4 separate regions of the Mus musculus genome follow, and all the other regions are linked to region 4. Evidence: chromatin loops called from intact Hi-C (ENCODE). Cell type or tissue: left cerebral cortex. All regions are shown on one strand. Region 1 holds the start of Gm41207 (a long non-coding RNA gene). Region 2 holds the start of Fndc3a (fibronectin type III domain containing 3A). Region 3 has its middle 15 kb from the start of Gm41207. Region 4 has its middle 9.8 kb from the start of Gm35218.

Evidence for each region. A loop is a pair of places that touch in the nucleus more often than their neighbours do. Peaks named below come from ENCODE experiments on the same cell type or tissue, not always from the same donor. Only the 100,000 strongest peaks of a DNase experiment are listed, where the experiment ranks them.
Region 1: it touches region 4 in a loop (1.9-fold over the local background); 3 of 42 quality-filtered maps call a loop at or near these places.
Region 2: a loop joins it to region 4, with 2.4 times the contacts of the local background. A loop is called at or near these places in 4 of 42 quality-filtered maps.
Region 3: a loop joins it to region 4, with 2.4 times the contacts of the local background. A loop is called at or near these places in 2 of 42 quality-filtered maps.

Annotation. Positions count from the first base shown.
Region 1 is chr14:72,867,983-72,870,482 of GRCm38, reverse strand. It overlaps Gm41207 (a long non-coding RNA gene), which reads left to right and starts at 686. Exons shown (of 3, transcript XR_874817.2): 1 at 686-904. In left cerebral cortex, no CTCF peak of the experiment used is centred here; a DNase peak (open chromatin) is centred at 973; H3K27ac peaks cover 623 bases.
Region 2 is chr14:72,707,941-72,710,440 of GRCm38, reverse strand. Fndc3a (fibronectin type III domain containing 3A) reads left to right here and starts at 438. Exons shown (of 26, transcript NM_207636.2): 1 at 438-723. In left cerebral cortex, no CTCF peak of the experiment used is centred here; DNase peaks (open chromatin) are centred at 403, 990 and 1,658; H3K4me3 peaks cover 2,271 bases; H3K27ac peaks cover 1,087 bases.
Region 3 is chr14:72,883,798-72,886,297 of GRCm38, reverse strand. No RefSeq gene overlaps it. Among named protein-coding and RNA genes, the nearest start is that of Gm41207, 15 kb to the right of the region's middle. In left cerebral cortex, no CTCF peak of the experiment used is centred here; a DNase peak (open chromatin) is centred at 1,540.
Region 4 is chr14:72,816,174-72,818,673 of GRCm38, reverse strand. No RefSeq gene overlaps it. Among named protein-coding and RNA genes, the nearest start is that of Gm35218, 9.8 kb to the right of the region's middle. In left cerebral cortex, no CTCF peak of the experiment used is centred here; DNase peaks (open chromatin) are centred at 713, 1,022 and 1,541; H3K4me3 peaks cover 436 bases.

The DNA of each region.
Region 1 (2,500 bases), 52 kb before region 4:
TTCAAGTCACACTTCTTAAGAACAAAAGGGAATGGGGTGGGTAGAATGGGGGATTTGGGTGGCTAGAACTAAATTTCCCACAGTGTTCTGGAGGAACAACAAATGGGGGAAAGAATAGAATCAGAAGAAAACAACAGTTTCTGTGAGAAGCTTGGCTTAATTCTATGTGACTCCGATAATCCAGTGGATAATCAGAAGCTAAGAGAGCTTCCCGTTGAGGCAGACATTCCTTCTTATTCCCAAGCTAGAGATTGATTCGATGTCTTAGGAGCTGTAGAGGTTGTTGAAACATTCTAATTGGCCAAGTTAGACGCTCCCTTCCGGAAGAGTAGCTCAGGTAGATTTTGTGATTCTATTTCAACTCTGCAGAGCCCTTCAACTCTCCTGCAAGGCCTGCACTGCCCAGAGGTCTAAAGACCCAGCTACTGGATGGCATTCCTGGGACTGCACACAGCATGTGGTCTAACCTCATGATGTTTCCACCATGGTACTGCAGTCCCCAGGAAGGAGTCAGAATTAAGTCAAATGTCTCTTCCTGCTTCCCCCAACCCCCGTCTCCCGACATCTTCTCCTCCACATCTTTTCTTTTAACAGCGTTGGTTCCTTGGTTGAAATTGGCAGTTATGGAGGGTTTAGCACAAAAGCAAGATAGGCTCATGCTCCCATTCCTTTCCAGCTCCTTTTCCTGGGTCAGATGACTGGTTTGTTCCCGTGCTTTTATCTGGCCCCAAGGCGCAGCCGTTTACTGACCCGGACATTTCTGCCTGTCTCCTATCCTCCCCATGAAAGCAGGCTTCTCCTCTGACCCGCCTCCATACACCGACTCAGTGAGTCACTTTCTTCTGTCACCTGCCAGTCGGCCGCCCCAGCTTCTCCCTCGCTAGCTCTGAGTGCTGTCGAAAGGGTAAGGCTTAATTTGAAATTAATTCTTCATCCCTTGCGGCCTGCCATGGACGTCAAAAAAAAATGAATTAATCACCATCGAGGCTTCCGCCATAGAAACTACACCCACATTCCCTCCAAACAGAGAATGACTCAGAAGGCACCTTTTTGGTCTCCTTAGTAACTGGCCTCTCAGATTTCCCTCTTGTATTTGCAGGCAGGCAAGCACAGCAAATTGACTGGGGGAAGGGAAGTGGCTCACAGGATGCAGAGCGTGCTCTGGGCGGAATGTCACCTGCGATGCTGTTTGCCAGCCATCTCCGGCTTCATATACTGGCTCTGTGTCTCCGTTATAACTGGAGCATTGATTTAGCCACGAGCCGAGTGTAGGGATAAGTCTGGAAAATTACTAATGGCCTCAGCAAGGTTTGGTGACACCCAACAGAAATCGACACTGGTCGATTCATTTCTGAGTTAGAAATGTTATTAACCTTGACTTTAACCTGGGCTTGCAATTAGAGGCAGACACACAGTTCTGCCAAGACAGAGGTGAAGAGGGAGGAAGAGAGAAGTCCACCTATGACGTTTATCTACCTACACCATGGGAAATAATATTGTAAGAATCAGATGTATGGAGTCCTGTGTGATTTGCTTGCTTCATTCATAAGCAACCCCTCGCCCCCGCCCCCGCCCCCGCAAACACTTTCTGACAAACTAAAAAATAAACCAATCAAAATCTAGAGACCAATGGTACAGTATAGGAAGTTCTCAGTAAGGAGTTGGTACCTTAGAACAAACTGCTCCATGCCTCTAGGTTTCCTCCTGGAAACTGGGGATTCAACTAAGTGAACCTGTCATCCCTTCCAATGGTGAAAAGTAGACTCCACTTCTTGGGATCGCATTGATTTTAAAGCAGAAACTATTTGGCTTACGATGTAAGTTTATTGGTCAGAGGCCATCTGGACAGAAAAATTAATCTATCCTCCCCTGCATTTTGCAAATGAGGTCAACAGAGGTAAAATTACTTGCCCCAAGATGCCATACATGTGAGAATTTTTCTTCTATTATTTTTGACCCAGCGTCTCACTATGTGGCCGGTCAGCCTTGAACTGTTGATCCTCCTGCCTTAGCCTTAGCGGGAGAGCCAGGATCCTAAGCACGGGACTCCACACTCCGTTAGTTTTAGTTTGACCCCAATTCACCACCTGATGGTGTGCAAAATAGCTTTACAGAGCTTGCGGAGAGCAGGAACAGCCTCCACCAGCCCTTCTTGCCCAATCCCCAAAATATCTGTTTTAAAACACATATGCTTGTTGCTTGAAGCTAATTCTTTAACTTAGTATTATCCCTAATTGTATTTTTGGTTACTATTTTAGGTATTGCATCAACCACAGTTTTTTTAAAACCCCCTTCCTGTGCTTGTATAATTTTATAATAGGTTTTAGATTGATAAATTGTGTTTATCGGCCAGAGATACTATTCATAGTTGCACCGTGAAGTGTGTTATAAAATTTTTTTCATTCTGTTTACTTTTCCCAGAATTAATAATGATCATGTTTTGATTTTGCTTAATTTTCTGAGTAGCCAAAAATTCTATCCTAGCTCTTTGTGATCGTAC
Region 2 (2,500 bases), 110 kb after region 4:
GGAGTGGGAAGGTCTGAGCCCACTTCGGGGCGCTTCCCCGTCCGGGGCTTGCCTCTAAAAGCACCTGCCGGCATCCTAAGTTCTGGGGCTTGCCGAGAGGGGCTGACACGGTTCGTCTCTGGGGGCGGTGGGTGGGGGGCGCTTTCTAAACTGCATTCGGAATGGCGTGTGGGGCCCCGGATACGTCAATCATCCGCACAGTTCCCGGGCTCTGGGAGAGCGGCACCGGAGCTCGCATGCCACACACACTTGCGGGCCCGGGAAGCCTCGGCTTGCGGGGCGGCGGGCGAGCGGGTTCGGGTGCGCGCGCTCGAGCTCGTGTGTGTGTGTGTGTGTGTGTGTGCGCGCGCGGGGGCTCCGGGTCCAGGCGGCCGGGGGCGCCGTCGGCGGGGCTCGCGCAGCCGCACTGGGCGCGCCGACTCCGGGCTCCTCCTCCCGGCTCCGTAGTAATCATGGCGGCGGCGGCATTCGCGGTCCCTCGGGTGAAACAGAAAGCGGGAGCTACGCGGAGAGGGAGCGAAGAGCGGGGCTGAGGCGGCGGCGCCGTCACTGCCGGGAAACACCCCTCCCCAACAACCCCCCTCCACAGCAGTCAGCGCAGCGGCGGCCGCGGGAGCCCCGGCCCACCGCCAAGCGAGTGAGAGGACGAGCCGGAGCCTCGCAGGAGAGACGCCCGGGGTGGGGGATCCGCCTTCCTTCGCTTCGGAGCGGCGGGATTCGGAGGTGAGAGCCGGCAGGGGGACGCCGGAGCCCGCGTCGGGGAAACCGTTAGGCTGGGGCTGCGGGCCGCGCCGCCGGAGGGCTGAGCCCGTCGGGGAGGGCGGGCGGACGGGCGACGCCCCCACGCGAGGCCGCGCCGTCCGCGGGGTGACGGACCCGGGACGCGGCGGGGACGTGCGCGACACCTGCCGGGGCTCGGCGACAGCGGAGCGCTGCCTGCGCACCTGAGGGTTAAATCCTCGAAAACACGCCCTTCGGGTCTGCGCCCGCCTGCCTGGCCGCCCGGGCGGCCGCCGCAGCCGGTGCCTGGCGGCTCCTCTTCCCCAGGTAAGGCAACCACCTGTTCGGTCGGTGGCGAGGAGGAAGGGAGGCTGCGGTGCTCGCCCAGCTCGGCAGCCTGCGTGGGTGAACTTTTGACACGACTCTGGGAAAGGGCGGCACGCGCTGGGTGAAGGAAAAGGAGCGAGTAATTTCGACGTCAGATCGCTAGCGCTTGCTGCTTTTACCGTGTGTGATAGGTAATTGTAGTTTTATTAAACTATCACCTTTCATAAAAAGCATTGGGGGGTATTCGTGTGTGTGTGTGTGTGTGTGTGTGTGTGAGAGAGAGAGAGAGAGAGAGAGAGAGAGAGAGAGAGAGAGGGAGGGAGAGAGAGAGAGAGATTGCTGAGGGTGCTAAGGATGGTGAGCTAGAGATTATTTATTTTAGTGAGACTGTAAGTTCCTTTGGGCACCTTCTCGGCTGTCCGTCTACTAACTGACAGTGGCAGGCGGACAAGGCTTTCCCTCTTTTTGTATTATAATCTTGAAGTGCTCACGGGTAGACTTTAAAAAACACCGAGCCACATAATGATGTTGCTGCATCCTATTGTGGTCTGTTTCAGTTCTTGAAACCCAAGTTTGTGCGTGTTGTAAGAAGCAAATAAGCATCGCCTCTCAGCCTCTTGGCTAAGATGAGTTGTAAGAATGAAAGAGCAGTTGAAGCTTTTCTGTAATATTTGAATCACTATGCTTTTGCCAGTATCAGTACGAAACATATGCCAGTCAAAACCGAGCCATATGTCAGACAGAAGCAAATTGAGATTTCTGGCTCATATCCCGTGTTTAGATAAATATTTAGTTTGTGTGTATTTGCGGAGTGTGTAATTCTTGTCATCTCGGAAATGTTGTTTAAGTCACCTAAAAATGTTCCAGAGAGATGACCCCCCTGCCTTCTTAACATTTTCTTGTTTAAATTGATTTTTTTTTTCTCAACTAATGAGATCAGTTACCCATGGAGACAGGTGTTGGGCCTATTGGAAAGCAATGATAAGGTCTTTTAAAACATGGCTTTTCGTTGGGTTTTTAAAAAAATTTAGTCCTCTTGTAATTTACCACTAATAACATCCTCTGAAGGGAGGAGAGAAGATAAGGGGATAGGGAGAAAAATCTTGTTTAGGTTTTACGTTTAAAAATTTTAGCATTTTCATATTAAATTTCTCTGTGTTGTTTTATCTTCATAGATCCTCTCCAGGCTTGCTTTGTAGGTTAAGTGGGACGTTTTTCTCTCAGGCTGCTTCCCTTTGGCCACCTGTATGCCTCTGCCTTAACTCTTTCCTTTTCCCCTTCTGTCTGAATCCTCGTCACCAGTGGTCAGGAAAAAGAAACTCATGCTTAATTAACACTAGCCTCAGGGAAGCATGATTGTAAGGGGAATTTTCTTCTCCCAAATTAATGGTGTGCATTTGAAAACACAGATTTTGTGTGTGTGTATGTGTGTGTGTGATGTGTCATCATTTCC
Region 3 (2,500 bases), 68 kb before region 4:
TCATTTTTACCTTATCACATTACCCTATCCCACAATTCCATCGTGGCTATTGGAATTGACAAACTGCATATTTATTTAATCTGTGTCTTTCAAAGTATCTCGAAAACTACATAGAACCGAAATGATACAAGGTAGACCCTTTAAAAAAGAATATTAGGGAAGAATAAATGAGACAGCTGTTTAAATAGGAGGCTTATCAATAGATTATTTTTAGCAACTCTGATGCAATGGAAACACTAAAGTTGAATTTTGAGTTCCAAGTGACTGCTTTAAATTAGGGGCACAGCTGGGCTGAAGTGAGGGCAGAGGCAACAGGAAGGCCACAGAGGGAAAGATGTGGTGGGAGCACTTCGACAGGCATCTCCCTCCTTGGTTGTGCAGGAGAAAGGGCAGGTTATTTTACAGTTAAGTTAACATTGGATGGAAGGGTGGGGCAAAAGAAGAGATCATTTGAATCCTACTAATGCCGGGCCTCTCCAGTCCTTCTGTTAACACTGTGTCTACCGAGCACAGACCAGGGCCTCTTGCTGCGGCCGGACACTAATCCCATGTGACCTTCCTCTTATGAGGGGCCTGAATCAGTATTTTTTGGAGAGTTTTGCAATATAGACTAGAACTATGAAAACTTTTTCTATAAAGGGCCAGATAATAAATATTTTTTGGTTTTGTGGGCATATGGTCCCTGTTATGTGATCTTCATCTTTTAAAATGGCTTTTGTTTAAAAGGTCATAAACATTCTTAGGTTGAGGGTTGTACAAAAATGCACCAGTGGAGACTGGCACTTTGGCTACGGACCCCTCCTAAATAAATATGTATACTGGGACCTTAAAAACCATGGGAAGTTTTGTAGAGTAGAAATCTGTCTACCATTGCTCAAGTTGATTTATCAAGCAATTATACTGGAATTGCTTTTTTTCTTTTATCCATTTAATGTCTATGTGAGGTAGTTTCAAAACCCTGATATTTTCTTTGGAATATTATGATTTTATTCATATATGGAGAATAACAAAGTTGATCTCTACTCAACCTGCACATAAAGAAACATTCGGGATGTCTTCAAATAAATAAAAGAGCACCAGAGACTGTCTCTGGATCCTGAAAGATCCCCAAGCAACATCCCGAAAACATTAAGCCTGAGACATAAATTATATGTTAAACCATATTAAAATTAAGAATTTCTGTTCAGCAAACAACATCTTGTAGAAAAAAAATCTAATAAAAAGCATAGGAGAAAAAAATTGCCATGTTCAAAGCCATAAGAAATTAATGTGGCAAGGAATGGTTTCTACTTAATAAGAAAAGAACTGAGTCTCCAATACAAAATGGATGGGTAAGATAACTAGACAGTGCCCGGGGGAGACATCAGAGCGACCAACACATATATGAAGATGCTAGAACTCATTAGCAACTGCAGAAATGAAAGCTGAAAAGAGATTAAAATGTTTACACTATTGGCAAGTAGTTTTCAAGTTGGTTAGTAGCCAGTGTTGGCAGGCATATAGGAAAACAGCTTTTCTTATGCATTGCTGTGGAATCTTTGGACCATGTAGCTTCTCTGGAGAATTACTGGCAAATCTCAGTGAAATTCAGTACGTGCAATACTCACTCTTGACTGCAAACCCTGGGAGACGTAGCCACAGATCCAAGGATAACAAGCACAGAGAAATTCATTTCAGCATTTAGTTTAATGTAGGAGGAGATGGAAGTCAACATACTTCCCATTACTGGAGAAATGGATTAAGAAAATATAGAACAAGCTCACTGTAGAACTCCTCATAATCAAAGTGGGTTGGATAGTTCTTTCAAAAATTGTATTATGTAAAAGATGGGGTGGGGGTGGGGGTGGGGGATGGTGCCCTGGGTGAAAGAAAAGCACTTGCCATGCTAGCCCGACAACCTGAGTTCAATCCCTGAAACCTAACATTAAAAACTAGATCATGGTGGAAAGAAAGAACTGCTCAGGGATGTCCTCTGACCTCTGACCTCTGACCTCTAACATGCATGCTGTGGCACCTGTGCACCCCTGCATGCTAACACAAACTCATTAATTAATTAAAAATAGTGTTACATATGCATGTAGATGACATATGATGAACTGTATGACTCCACACATGTATGTAGGTATGTATGTATGCATGTATGTATGTATGTATGTATGTACTATGCATGTATATACAGGGACAGGGGAGACACAGATATCAAACATAAAGTTGGAGTGTGAGGGATCAAAGGGTAAAATAATACATGGAATCCAGAGATTGACGCTGATGTTTTATGAACAGAATGGTACAGAGAAACCAGCTCTTGGCAGTACTTGTTACATCAGTATGTGTGTCTATTGTATTCTACTGCCCTGGAGATTCACCCTCTGTCGAAGAGGAAAAACTTAGCTGATCTGTTTGGTTTTCTCCCCCCACCTTGATCTATTTACCAGTAATAGAAAACAACCTGGCTTTAATATATCAAAGGTTTTATGGTAAATCTAATACCTTTGCATGT
Region 4 (2,500 bases):
TGGTGCCGCATGACCTGGGCAGGGCACAGAGCTCCAGAGACAACTCCAGGCACCTAGAGGTCCCAGGAAAGCCATACACACTTACACAGTAGTGGCATGGACATTAGTGGAGTAACCAAACACTTTCTGACTGGACTTAAGACCTGACCCACAAGATGAAATACCTTGGCACTGTTGTTGGACTAAGAACCTGTAGCCAGATAGCTCACAGACTCCAGGGGAGAAACTACTATTATTCTGCTAAATAGATATAGTATTAAATTAACTCCTAATGGTCATACCCATAGACAAATACACCTCTCAGTTCTCATCCCCAGAGAAGCTTCTATGTGTGTTAGACAGTGATTAAAACAGAGATCCACCGGGCCAAACGACAGAGGATAAGAGACTGAAGTATCTGGCCCTAAATGGGACATTTGTGTCACATTCTCACCTCCCAAGGCTCATGGGGCCAAAATATTGTAAAAGCCAGAAGTGGCAGATGAGTACAATAAAACTGTCCTCTGAACACAACAGGGCAGCTCTACATCTGCCCTCAGAACAGCCGTGACAGCATGCACAGCCCAGGTCACACTGTGCATAGAAAGGAGAGCGGGGTACAAAGTCCCACCTCTAGCCAAGGAGCTACTGGCAATTGGTAGTTGCTGGGGGATGTAGAGTCTGTTCTCTTTAAGAGTGGTGCATCTGGCAAGTTGTTCCAGCAGAAGGCTGCACATCCAAGACTATGTAGGCAGCACAGCCTGGAAGTAATGTTTTCTAAAAACAAGGAAAGGAAAGGGAAAGCATGCAAAGTTGGGTGGGTAGGGAAGGAGGGGTGGATGTGGGAGGAGTGGCGGGGCTGACCATGATGAGAGCGCCCAGCAAGGAATTCTCAAAAAATTAAGTAAAGAAAGAAAACGCTAAATCTAGGTCTTCCTGTCTGTTTCTCAGGCGTGCCCCCTTTCATGCCGTTCTAAGAACCTCACAATTTCTAGTGTATCAAGTATAAGTTATTCACGTTTACTAAAGTAGCAGGTGTGATGTCGCCTCTCCTCGGCAACAAGAGAGTTGAGGATGTGACTGATCCCTCAATGCAACCAACAAGCAAACGGTTAAGTCTCAGATCGTGGCTGGGAAACAACTCTCTTGGGTTCTGTGTTTTCCACCCCTGCTCACCTCCTCCTCCAGGTGTCTTACTTTCCTTTCGTTCACTTCGGAAATAAACGTTTCCTGGTGGGTAATTATAAAGGAAAAAAAAATTAGAAATGTGATCAGAAATTAGATAAAACCCATAATTTTCCCCCTTCTTTTTGTTTTTGTCTTCTTTCTCCCCGTCCCTTAAACAGGTAGCTGTTACGAAGACTGATGTAGCATTTATGAAATTCGGGAGAGGAAAATATTGCATAAAAAAGTCAGAATGTTTAGTAGTGAGGAACAATCACAGTTTGTACCTATGCTTGCTAGAAAGAACATAAAGGATTCCTAATCCTGAAGTCACCATTAATCCCGGCTGAAGCCTCCCTTGCAGCTGCCTTTATTCCTCCACTAAGAGCTCCCGAGGGTTCTAGCTACTCCGTTGCTGTGGCGACCACTGCAGCCACTTGCTCATTTCAGCTAAAAAACATATTCAAGTTGTCAGACCATGCCACCAGCTGAGCTTGGCTCAGAACAGTAAGGTCGCTGACATTGTCTTCTCAAAACAGCCTATCAATCAAGCACACTGCTGTAAGAGAAAGTTCAGACGGTGTTGCTGTCCAATATAAGAGCCGCTGGGGTCTCAGGGCATGGCAACGGCCTCGGCCATCTCATTTAGAGCCGAAACCTCAATTTTACAGCCAGAAGGTTGGTTCTGGTGGGGTACGTAGAGACAATTGAATGCTGGGGGGTGTGGGTTAAACTCACAAAATAATAATATAAGGAACAGAATGCCTGTTTGTTATTTTTATTAAAATGTGATCAGTGATTCTAGGATTTCCATGTACAATGGACAGCAAGTGATTTGTGTAACATTCTGCACTCCCCCACCCACAAAAAAAGCAGATATGAATTGGATGTTAGCGTCTGACAACCAATGTTAGGGAGGTAAATCAGGCTGCTTTGGTGGCTGTTTTCCTGCAGTCTCGCAATTCGATTTCAAGCATTTTCTAAGTTCATTGCAGTACATTTGCCTGTACAAATCATTGTTCTCAAAATAGGGCAAACAGAGAGAAAAAAAAAAATAACTATCTTGGATGCATCCTGAGATAGTTCGCTGTTTGTGTTAACTTAGCTTTAGGTGTCCTCGGCGTTTCAGGTCGCCATTTAGCAGCTGTTGTTTAAAATGTGTTCCACACAGGCATCCGCTTAGCTTTTGCTAGTATAGTCTGTGTTCAGTTTTGGAGAATCCCGTATGAAGTACAGAGAACACTTTAATACTTTAGATTTTAAAAGAAGAATCCAGAGAACATTAAAGGGGGAAGAAAAAGACTGATAGTATGAGTTTGATAAAGTGATCTCTAATGAGAGATGTGGTTTTAAATAT